Regions from separate parts of the Homo sapiens genome. Here region 2 is linked to region 1. A link is an interaction called in ENCODE POLR2A ChIA-PET data of the cell type or tissue named here. Cell type or tissue: PC-9. All regions are shown on one strand. Each heading gives the region's core, and the rest is flanking DNA. Links, peaks and the distances in the headings are about the cores only. Region 1 overlaps OSBPL9 (oxysterol binding protein like 9). Region 2 overlaps EPS15 (epidermal growth factor receptor pathway substrate 15).

Region 1 (5,391 bases), core at 125-5,124:
AAACATTTACTGATGAAATGTAACTTAGCCTTTCTGTGTCTCTTACTAAACTGAGCCAAGCAAAGCCTATGTTATGCAAAAGTGCTATGTTTACATTCAGTAAATATTCCTAAGAGTAAATTAGTCATGTGCAATACAACAAAGTAACATCTCAAATAATGGAAGTTGAACAAATACTTAATACTTGAACAACTGGTATTTTCCTGTACTCCACCTGTGTGAGAAAGCAGCAAAACAAGCCAATATTGAATGATTATGTTTTAAAGATGATTATCCCACATGAAACTATAGATGCCCTACATCCAAAGTCTTGAGCCGTAAGAATTCATGTTCAGAAGTGATTACCGAGATACTAAACAGAGTATTCTTTTTGTTCTAACTATAAATATCAGGAATCATATATTTTAGGAAAAAAATTTCTCAATACCAAGCAGAGTTGAAAAGAGTTCTTTACTAATAACACAGTGAAAGAAAACAGTTGATGAAAACATTCCTTAAGCATTTAGTCGCCCTTTTACTGTACCCTATACTTATCTTCCCTTCAAGTGTAAAGGAAATACACAAAAATAATAATTAGATTTGAAAATCCCTGATGAGGTTAGAATGCAAAATTAACCCAAACAAGGTAAGAATATATTCATCCTTGATCCTCTTCTACTATAACACAATTTTTTAAATAAAATTACAGTAAACAGAAAAAAGGCAAGACAGGTCCCAGTGGTAATACAACTATTAGGGTTACAAATTAAACAACATTAAGAGGGCCAATTATAATCCTAGTCGTTTCCTAATTTCCTAATCCAGCACTTTGGGAGTCCAAGGCAAGAGGGTCACTTGGGCCCAGGAGTTTGAGGTCGGCCTGGGCAACATGGCGAAACTCTATCTCTACAAAAAATACAAAATATTAGCTAGGTGTGGTGGTACACACCTATAGTCCCAGCTCTCAGGAGGCTGAGAGGTGGGAGGACTGCTTGAGCCAAGGAGGTCAAGGCTGCAGTGAGCCATGACCACACCCCTGCACTCTAGCCTGGGTGACAGAGCAAAACCCTTTTTTCAACAACAACAAAAAAGAAAAAACTAAGAGAGATAACTGAAAATAATTAAAACAAATACAACCAGGAAATAATCACGCAAATCCAGAATGTGTGACATTCTACAAAACAACTGGCTTAGATTCTTGCAAAATGTAAAAAAAAAAAAAAAAAAAAAAGACTAACATGTAAACAATCGTAATAGAGCAAAAATAAGTGCTGTGGACTCCAGAAGGCTCCTCCCAGTCAAGGAAAAAGATCAGGGAAGGAAGCAAAACTGAAATGATCAGGTTTCAAGTTTCAACCTGGGGCTTTAAAAAAGAAAGAAAGAAAAAAGAAATCTGATAAAAAGAAAGGGAAGGTAGTGGGGGAAAGGCCATTCCAAGACAAGGAAACAACATCAGCGAAGGCACAGATGTAGAAAACTTTACTTTCCTATTCATAGGAGAGTAGATGTACAGACAAGAGCACAGGGTGCAGACAGGAACTTACAGATAAGACTGAAGGCCAGGAACAGTGGCTCACGCTTGTAATCCCAACACTTTGGGAGACTGAGGTGGGCAGATCACTTGAGTGAGGCCAGGAGTTCAAGGCCAGCCTGGCTAACGTGGTGAAACCCTATCTCTACTAAAAATACAAAAATTAGCTGGGCATGGTGGTGCACACCTGTAATCCCAGCTACTTGGGAGGCTGAAGTAGGAGAATCCCTTGAACCTGGGAGGCGGAGGTTGCAGTGAGCAGAGATGGCACTGCTGCACTCCATCCTGGGAAACAGTGTGACTGTTTCAAAAAAATTAAAATTAAACATTTTTTAAAATGAGGCTGAAAAGAAGATTACAGGGACCAGATCCTGAAGGGTCTGAAAAAAAACATGGAGTAGTTAAGGAAATTTAACTTTATTCAATAGTTAATGGGGAGCTACTAAAGGTTTACAAAGAGGGCAATAGCATTCTTAAAGGTGTGTTTTAGAAAAATAACACCGTTAAATAAGAGGACTTGGAGAAAGGGATAATAGCAACATTAATAATAACAATAGCAGAAGCAGCAGATCCTCACTCATTGCTGCCCCTTATGTAACAGGCACTTTATATACAGTAAACCTTACAAGCCTTTGCATGGTAAGAATTATTCCTATATTAAAAATGAAAATGACACTAGGGATATCAAGTAAGTTACCCAGTGTTACATATGTAAAATGTGGCTGAGTTGCACAGTTGGAGATGCCTGTCCGGCAAATCATTCTCCCAGACCTTATCTGAGCTGTAATAGCATCAAATTATCCTCTTTCACAATAGCACAGGGCCCTCTCCCTCCCTCTCTCCACTCAGCTTTAATGCGGGGCTATAGGGAAGCTGGTGTGACTGCTTTCACCAGACACAGCCTTTTCTGATAAAGGAAGCTGACCAATCACAGGACCCACTACCCCACAGGGCAGGACAGAGTCATCTCCCAGGAAGTTTTTCAACCGGGGCAAAGGGAAGAGCTCCCTCCTATCTGCTCTTGAAGCTGTGAGGTACAGAGGCCACTGGTCCTGTGCCTTCTATGCGAAGAAAGCAAGCCTACACAGCAAGAGAAGCACAGAGATAAGGAGGAAAGTCCCAGCTGCCAGTGATCTTCAGCTACCTCCTGGTCTGAAGCAAATCTGTCTAAGCCAATGCCATTCACCAAATATTAGGTTATTTCTGATGAATCCTAGTAGCTTCTGGTAATGAAAGAAAGGTAGCTGACATAACGCCAGCAATCTTCCTACTGAGTGTTATCTTACCAATGTTCTGAAACCTGCTAACAAATGTCCTTTTTCAAGCAAATTGGCACAAATAGATATGTGGTCTACAGCCCAGTAACTGTCACTCTCTCTGCCTCCAGCTACAAGGCCCGGTACCTTAAAAAAGGACCACTCTGAAATGAATGCTACTGTCTTTTCAGCTGGATGACAAAACAGGATTACCCCCATGAAGTGGGAATATCGAACTGATATGTTCTACTCAGAAGGGGTTCTCGGGCTACTCCTGAGCTCAAGCAATCCACCTGCCTCAGCCTCCCAAAGTGCTGGGACTACAGGTGCGAGCCACTGTGCCTAGCCAAAAGTTGGTTCTTTAAAAAATCAACAAAATTGATAAATCATTAGCTAGACTGACCAAGGAAAAAAAAGGGGATTCAAAGTACTAAAATCAGGAATGAAAGAAAAAAAACATTATTACCAATCTTACAAAAACAAAAAAATTCTAAGGAAATACAAGGAACAACAAATTAGATGAAACCAATAAATTCCAAGAAAGATATAAACTGCCAAAACTGACTAAAGAAAAAATAGAAAATCTGAATAGACGTAAAATAAGTAAAAAGACTGAATTAGTAATCAAAAAACTTCTCACAAAGAAAAGCGCAGGCCCAGATGGTGAGTTCTATAAAATGTTTAAAGAATTAACGACATACCTTCACAAACTCTTCCAAAATATAGAAGAGCGAACACTTTCCAATTTTTTCTATAAAGCTAGTATTATTCTAATACCAAAACCAGAAAAAAAATCGTACGTAAAAAACAGTATCTGTTTCTAATATAGATGGACAAATTCTCAACAAAATACTAGCGAACAAAATCCAGCAAGATATAAAAAGGATTATATACTATGACCAAGTGGGATTTATCCCAAGAATACAAGGTTGAGTCAACGTATAAGAAACAATCAATATAATATACCATATTAATAAAATAAAGAACAAAAATCACATGATCATCTCAAAAGACACAGAAAACGTACTTTTAAAAAAATCTAACACCATTTCATGATAAAAACCACTCAACAAACTAGAAACAGAAGGGAACTTCTTTGAGTTAATAAGGGGCATCTATGAAAAGCCCAAGGTAACCGCATATGTAATGATGAAAGATTAAAAGCTTTATACCTAAGAACAAGACAAAAATGTCTTATCTTGCTACTCCTGCTCAACACTGTACTGGAGGTACTAGCCAGAGAAATCAGGCAAGAAAAGGAAATAAAGGCATCTAGATTAGAAAGGAAGAGTTTAAAGTATTTCTGTTTGAAGAAGACATAACCTTCCATATAGAAAATCCTAGGGGGCTGGGTGCAATGGATCACACCTGTAATCCCAGCACTTTGGGAGGCTGCAACAGGTGGATCACTTGAGGTCAGAAGTTCAAGACCAGCCTGGCCAACATGGTGAAACCCCATGTCTACTAAAAATACAAAAATTAGCTGGGAGTGGTGGGCGCCTGTAGTCCCAGCTACTCAGGAGGCTGAGGCTAGAGAATCGCTTGAACCCAGGAGGTTGTAGTGAGCCGAGATTGTGCCACTGCACTCCAGCCTGGGCAATGGAGCAAAACTCCGTCTCAAAAACAAAAAACAACAACAACAAAGAAAATCCTAAGGAATCCACACCAAAAACAAACTATTAGAGCTAATAAATGAGCTCACCAAAGTTTCAAACAGAAATTCAATAACAAAAATTAATTGTATTTCTATACTTTCAGATTTAAAAAATTTGGAGATATAACTAAGAAAACAATTCCATTTATAATAGCATCAAAAGGTAAAATACTTATTAATAAATTTAATAAAAGAAGCATAAGACTTGTACACTGAAAACTACAAAACAACACAAGGAAATTAAAGAAGACCTAAATAAATAGAAAGATACCTCATGCTCTTAGATTGAAAGACTTAATGTTGTTAAGATGGCAGTACTCCCTAAATTGATTTACAGATTCAATATAATACCTATCAAAATCCTAACTCCCCTTTTCTGTTGTAGAAATTGATAAGCTGATGCTAAAATTCAGTGGTTTTGCAAGGGACCCAGAATAGCCAGAACAAACTTCAAAAAAAGAACAACATTGGAGGACTCACACTTCTCAATTCCAAAATGCAACACAAAACCACAGTAATAATAGACAGTGTGGTACTGACATTAGGATATGCATAGGATCAATGGAATAGAATTGCAAGTATAGAAATAAACCCATACATACATAATCAAGTGATTTTTTTTTACAAGAGTGCCAAGACTATCCAATAGGGAATAGTCTTTCCAACAAATGATGATTAAACCATATGTAAAAGAATGAAGCTGGATACCTACCCTATGCCATAAAAAAAAGTTAACTCAAAATGGATCCAAGACCTAAATTTAAAGGGTAAAACTATTAAGTTCTTAGGTAAAAACGTAGGTATAAATCTTTGTGACCTTGGAATCAGCAATGGTTACATGATACCAAAAGCACAAGCAATAAAAGAAATATTAATAAACTGGGCATCATCAAAATTAAAAACATTTGTCCTTAAAGAACACTATCACACTAAGGCAGGAGGATCCCTTGAGCCCAGGAGTTTGAGGTTAT
Region 2 (5,391 bases), core at 241-5,240, 150 kb after region 1:
GGGGAGTTAAGTGTTTAACATGTACAGATTTCCAGTTTGGGATGATGAAAAAGTTGTGGAAATGGATAGTGGAAATAGTTGCACAATAATGTGAATATACTTAGTGCCACTGAATTCTGTACTTGAAAATGTACAATTTTATGTTATGTGTATTTTACCATAATAAAAAAGTAGAACAAAAATGAGAAAAGGACTTGAATAGAGATTTCTCTAAAGAAGATATGCAAATTGCCAGTAAGTTCACAAGAAAATTTTCAACATCATTAGTCATTAGGGAAATGCAAATTATAATCACAATGAGAAGCCATTTCATACCCATTAGGGTGGCTTTTATCAAAGAAAAAGAAGGAATTTGGAGATACTGGAACCCTTGTGCATGGCTCATGGGAATGTAAAATGAGCTGATGGAAAACAGCATGGCAGTTCCTGAAAAAAATTCAAAATAAATGGTTCAGCAATTCCACTCCCAGCTGTCTACTCAGAAGAATTGAAAGCAAGGATCCAAACACATACTTGTACAGTAATGTTTATAGCAGCATTATTCACAAGAATTAAAAGGTAGAAATAACCCAAGTGTCCGTGAAGAGCTAAATGAATTAAAAAAAAATGTGGTGCATGCATAAAAGAAAAGGATTAAAATTATCATACATGCTACAACATGAAGAAACCTTGAAGACTTGAAATGAAATAAGCCAAACACAAAGGGACAAATATTATGTTTGTTTTTATATGTGTCTTAGTCTGTTTTTGCTGCTATAACAAAATACCAAAAACTGGGCAATTTAGAAAGAACAGAAATTTATTTCTTCCAGTTCTGGAGGCCAGGAAGTCTAGGATCAAGGTGCTAGCAGATTCAGTGTCTGATGTGGACTGCTTTGTCCTTCCAAGATAATGCTTCTTGCTGCATCCTCATATGGTAGAAGGGCGTAAAAGGGATGAATGCTGTGCCTCACATGGCAGAAGAGAAGGAAGGGCAAAAAAAGGCAAGTGCTGGGAGGACTCTTTGATACGTACCTAAATTGCATTCACAAGGGAGGAGCCCTTATGACTTTATCACCCCTTAATGGCCCCACCTCTTAATACTATTGCATTGGAGATTAAGTTTCAACATGAATATTTTGGGGACACAAACATTCAAACTGTGGCAATAAGGTATTCAAAACAGGCAAATTCATAAAGACAGAAATAGAAATGTATTTACCAGGTGACTGGGGGAGAGAGGAGTGAGAAGCTTTTGTATAATGAGTACAAAGATGAAAAAAATCTGGAAATAAATACAGATGCTTCTCAACTTACAATAGGGTTGCATCCTGATAAACCCATAGTAAGTGGAAAATATCATATGTCAGAAATGCATTCAACATGCCTAACTTACCAAACATCATAGCTTAGTCTAGCCTACCCTAAATGTGCTTAGAACACTTACATTAGCCTACAATTGGGCAAAATCATCTAATACAAAGCATGTTTTATAATAAAATTTTGAACATCTCATATAATTTATTGAATACTGAAAGTGAAAAACAATGGTTGTATGGGTACTCGAAGTATGGTTTCTACTGAATGCTTACTGCTTTTGTACTGTTGTAAAGTTAAAAAATTGTTAAGTTGAACCATTGTAAATTGGGGACCAACTGGTGATGGTTATACAACATTGATACCACTGAGCACCGTACCTAAGATCATATCATCAATGAAAATTTATGAACCATTTGAAATATATGGGTATGTGGGTGTTTCTTTAGGTCTCTTTGTTCCATTGTACCTTTTATGAGTTGGATAAGTGAATTTATCAATGGTCAGGCAGAATTTTTTGAGGATAAAAGCATAAAATCCAAATATAGAGAAGTGACATTGTTATCTTATCGACTAGTTGGAAAAGGGGGGTTTAAGTTTTTTTTCCTAATTATGAATCTGTATGTCATTATTTGAATCTATCACCTTTATACTTCACAATACACACTAGTTTTTTTTTTTTTTTTGAGACGGGGTCTTGCTCTGTCGCCAGGCTGGAGTGCAGTGGCACAATCTCGCCTCACTGCAACCTCTGCCTCCTGCGTTCAAGCGATTCTCCTGTCTCAGCCTCCCAAGTAGCTGGGACTACAGGCGCGCACCACCATGCCCAGCGAATTTTTGTATTTTTAGTAGAGATGGTGTTTCACCATGTTGGCCAGGACGGTCTCCATCTGTTGACCTCGTGATCCGCCCGCCTTGACCTCCCAAAGTGCTGGAATTACAGGCATGAGCCACGGTACCTCACACTAAAATTTTAAGTGGCTGATTTAAGTGATATTTTTCGCTGCTGCCAGAGGACTGTTGCAAAGATATGTGTGATTTAACGAATATTTATATGTCATGATACTTCTAAGATGCGTGAATTGGGTGTGGGCCTATTCAAGCTGCCTTGCTTGGCTGATTAATGAGTATTTCTCACCCTTTGTTGTATGCTTATAAATAAAATGTGCATCATAGTCACCATATCCATGTATCATTTCGAGGGCATTAGGTCATATTGAGCTTTTTCTTTGCATTTGTCATGATTAACTTTTTTGTGACTTTGGACAAGTTATCTTTTTCCTTGTAAGTTTATCTCATCTGAGAAGGGGATTTTCCCCTCAATTTTAGTATAACCCTGTTTTATTTTTCTGCTTCTTAAAATGGATGAGAATGACAAAAGAAATTTGCTAGCTGACTGGTTAGAGGAGTTAGTTGTGATGGCAGTCATCATTGCTCTGTATGTATGTACTTGGTAGTACATAGAAATATTCATCAAATGATTACTTCAGTTGAGTTGCATTTGTAGAACTACATGAAGTTGAATTTTAACTTAAATTTGAACTCCTAAGTGTCTTCTAAAAAATATTCTATATGTAACATTGAATAGCTTTTTTCTGTATGCAGAATGCAGAAGATTTCTTGTTATTCAGTTACTCATTTCATTCTTTCATTTTTGTTCACTTATAAAATATTTATTATCTTCTATGTGTCAAGCACCATTCAGGGTACAGGGCACTGAAAAAAATTCTAGAACTCAGAATCGAAGTGTCCACTGTCATATGTCACATAGTAGACATTAGATAGTAGTAATTGTTAAACTCTTGGAGAACATTGTAGAATTTTAAAAGCTAAATGAGAAGTTGATATGTTATCCAGTGACTGTTACTCAAGTTCTGACTATAATGGAGTGAATTTTAAAAATTAACAGTTTAAAAAAATAGAAAAAAGGAAATGTAACAGAAAACTGCAGTATTTTAAAATATTTCTTTATACTGAAGAGATCAGTGTTAGAAGTGAGGCCTAAATTATATGAAGCAGCAAGTCTGTCTGATTCTGGGCATAATTGCCGAAAGCAATTCAGAAGAATCTTCAGATTTTGAATGTGAAGAAAGCTTTGACTTAATGTTTGTTTATGATACTAGGGGAAAATGATGAATAAATGTATGCAATTGTAGGTGAATAAAAAGTATGCTTTTAAATTATCTATTCATTTTGGTAATGCTTTTGTTAAATGGAAGGTGGCACTTACAACTAAAGGTTTCTTAGAATTGGGGGAATATGGTATACTTCTCTGAGTGTTATCAAGTTCAAATGTTACAATTCATATGAAAGAGCTTAGTACGATAATGGGGAAAATAATAGTAACATTGATTATAAAGGCAACAAACTTAATGATTAAGAGTGAAAGTCCTGGAATCAGACTTCTTGGATTTTAATCCTGTTACCAACACTTAACTAGGTGTGTAACTTTGAGTCAGTTACTCAGTTAATGTCTTATTTTCCTCATTTGTTAAATGGGTATAATAGTATGTGCCTCAGGTTAAATGGGCTTAATGTGTAAGTGCCTAGACTAGTACTTGGAGTATAGGAAATGCTTAATGAGATTCAATGTATGTTATTTGTTATGAAGCTGTGAAACACTGTGTATATGATTTTAAAATGTGCTATTTAAATTCATACTTTACAGTTTAACTTGCCATTTTAAAAAGCAACATTTGATTACTGATTGAAAAAATTTTTTGGTCTCATTTGTGCAGAGCTTATATTTTTCTCCTTGCCTAAGCTGTTCTTCATTTGTTTGTATAAATATTGGCATGTTTATTTACCTTGGACTAGTCCATGTCACCTTTCACTAATCAAAGCTGTTATTTCTGGGTTATTAATCATCCCACCCAATTGGGTGGCAGCAGTAAACCCTGAGGGCTTGCCATCTCTCCCACTTTATAAGTTATTACTGTCATTATTGTTTAAATAATTAAGGAGAGGTTTTTTTTTTGCCAAATTCTTTGCTGTTTGGAAATAAGGAATGGAACAAGTAATAAATATGCTGAAAATATATGTTTTCTTAGTTCACTTTAAGAAATTGATTTATTTAGGAAATGGTGTTTGTTTTAAATTACACTTGATTTTTTTGAAAAATTTGTATGGGCATATTTCTTAAAATGTTAGGTCTATAGTATAAAAAGAATTAAAACACCAAAGATTTCTATTGATTTATATTCTTTGGTTATTCTTTTATATTTCTTGACTGGTATTCTGTATGGTTCCCAAAACCAGTCAAGAACTGTAAAACTCTTACTCTACATACTTGCCAGCAAAAAAAAAAATAAAAATAAAAATAAATAAAACTCACTTTGTCAGTTTTATCCATTCTCATATCAGAACCTTTTTGTTTGCATGTGACAGGAAACATCAATTCTAACAGTCTTAAGCAGAAAACATTAGTTTATATAAATGGTAGGTCCATTAGTAGACCTGGCTTCTGGTGTGTCAGGGTCACAGTGATGTCACTACTTAGTTTTTCTTTTTTTGTACCTTGGCTCCATTCTAAGGCAAATTATTCTGTTGTAGAACTAAGATGATTATAAAGCTTCAGGCTTGCATACTTTATAATTACAAGTCCAGTGGACCCCTTTCTAATAGGTCCCACTAAGGTTACATTTCTGCCCTGACATAGTTGCTGTGGAGAATGAGTTTAAAAGTAGGTTTGCCAGAAAGAATTGAGGTTACTGATTGTTATGAGTTGAATTGTGTCCCTTCAAAATTTGCCAGTACTGGAGAATGTGACCTTACTTGGATATAACATTGATGCAGATATAATTAGCTAAGGTTATATGAAGTAGAGTGGGGCACAGATCCAGTATGACTGGCATCCTTATAAAAAGGGAAATTTGAACGCAGACATACAGGGAGAATGGCATGGGAAGATTGGAGGTAGGCTGCCACAAGCCAAAGAACTACCAAGAGTAGGAGAGAGGCCTGGAACAGATCCTTCCCTAATGCCTTCTGGCTTCCAGATTGTGAGACAGTAAGTTTCTGTTCTGAGCCATCTAGTTTATGGTACTTTGTTATGGCCCTTGTGAACTGATACAGTGATCATGAATTTATAATAGT

Evidence for each region. Peaks named below come from ENCODE experiments on the same cell type or tissue, not always from the same donor. Only the 100,000 strongest peaks of a DNase experiment are listed, where the experiment ranks them.
Region 2: POLR2A ChIA-PET joins it to region 1 with 10 read pairs; 2 of 35 experiments call an interaction of 5 or more read pairs at or near these places.

The regions. Positions count from the first base shown.
Region 1 is chr1:51,645,556-51,650,946 of GRCh38, reverse strand. The region is part of intron 1 of OSBPL9 (oxysterol binding protein like 9); the gene reads right to left. Among named protein-coding and RNA genes, the nearest start is that of OSBPL9, 31 kb to the right of the region's middle. RefSeq lists a silencer at 2,919-3,127. In PC-9, for the core only: no CTCF peak of the experiment used is centred there; DNase peaks (open chromatin) are centred at 1,286 and 2,396; H3K4me3 peaks cover 1,193 bases; H3K27ac peaks cover 4,146 bases.
Region 2 is chr1:51,494,567-51,499,957 of GRCh38, reverse strand. The region is part of intron 1 of EPS15 (epidermal growth factor receptor pathway substrate 15); the gene reads left to right. Among named protein-coding and RNA genes, the nearest start is that of EPS15-AS1, 21 kb to the left of the region's middle. In PC-9, for the core only: no CTCF peak of the experiment used is centred there; no DNase peak of the experiment used is centred there.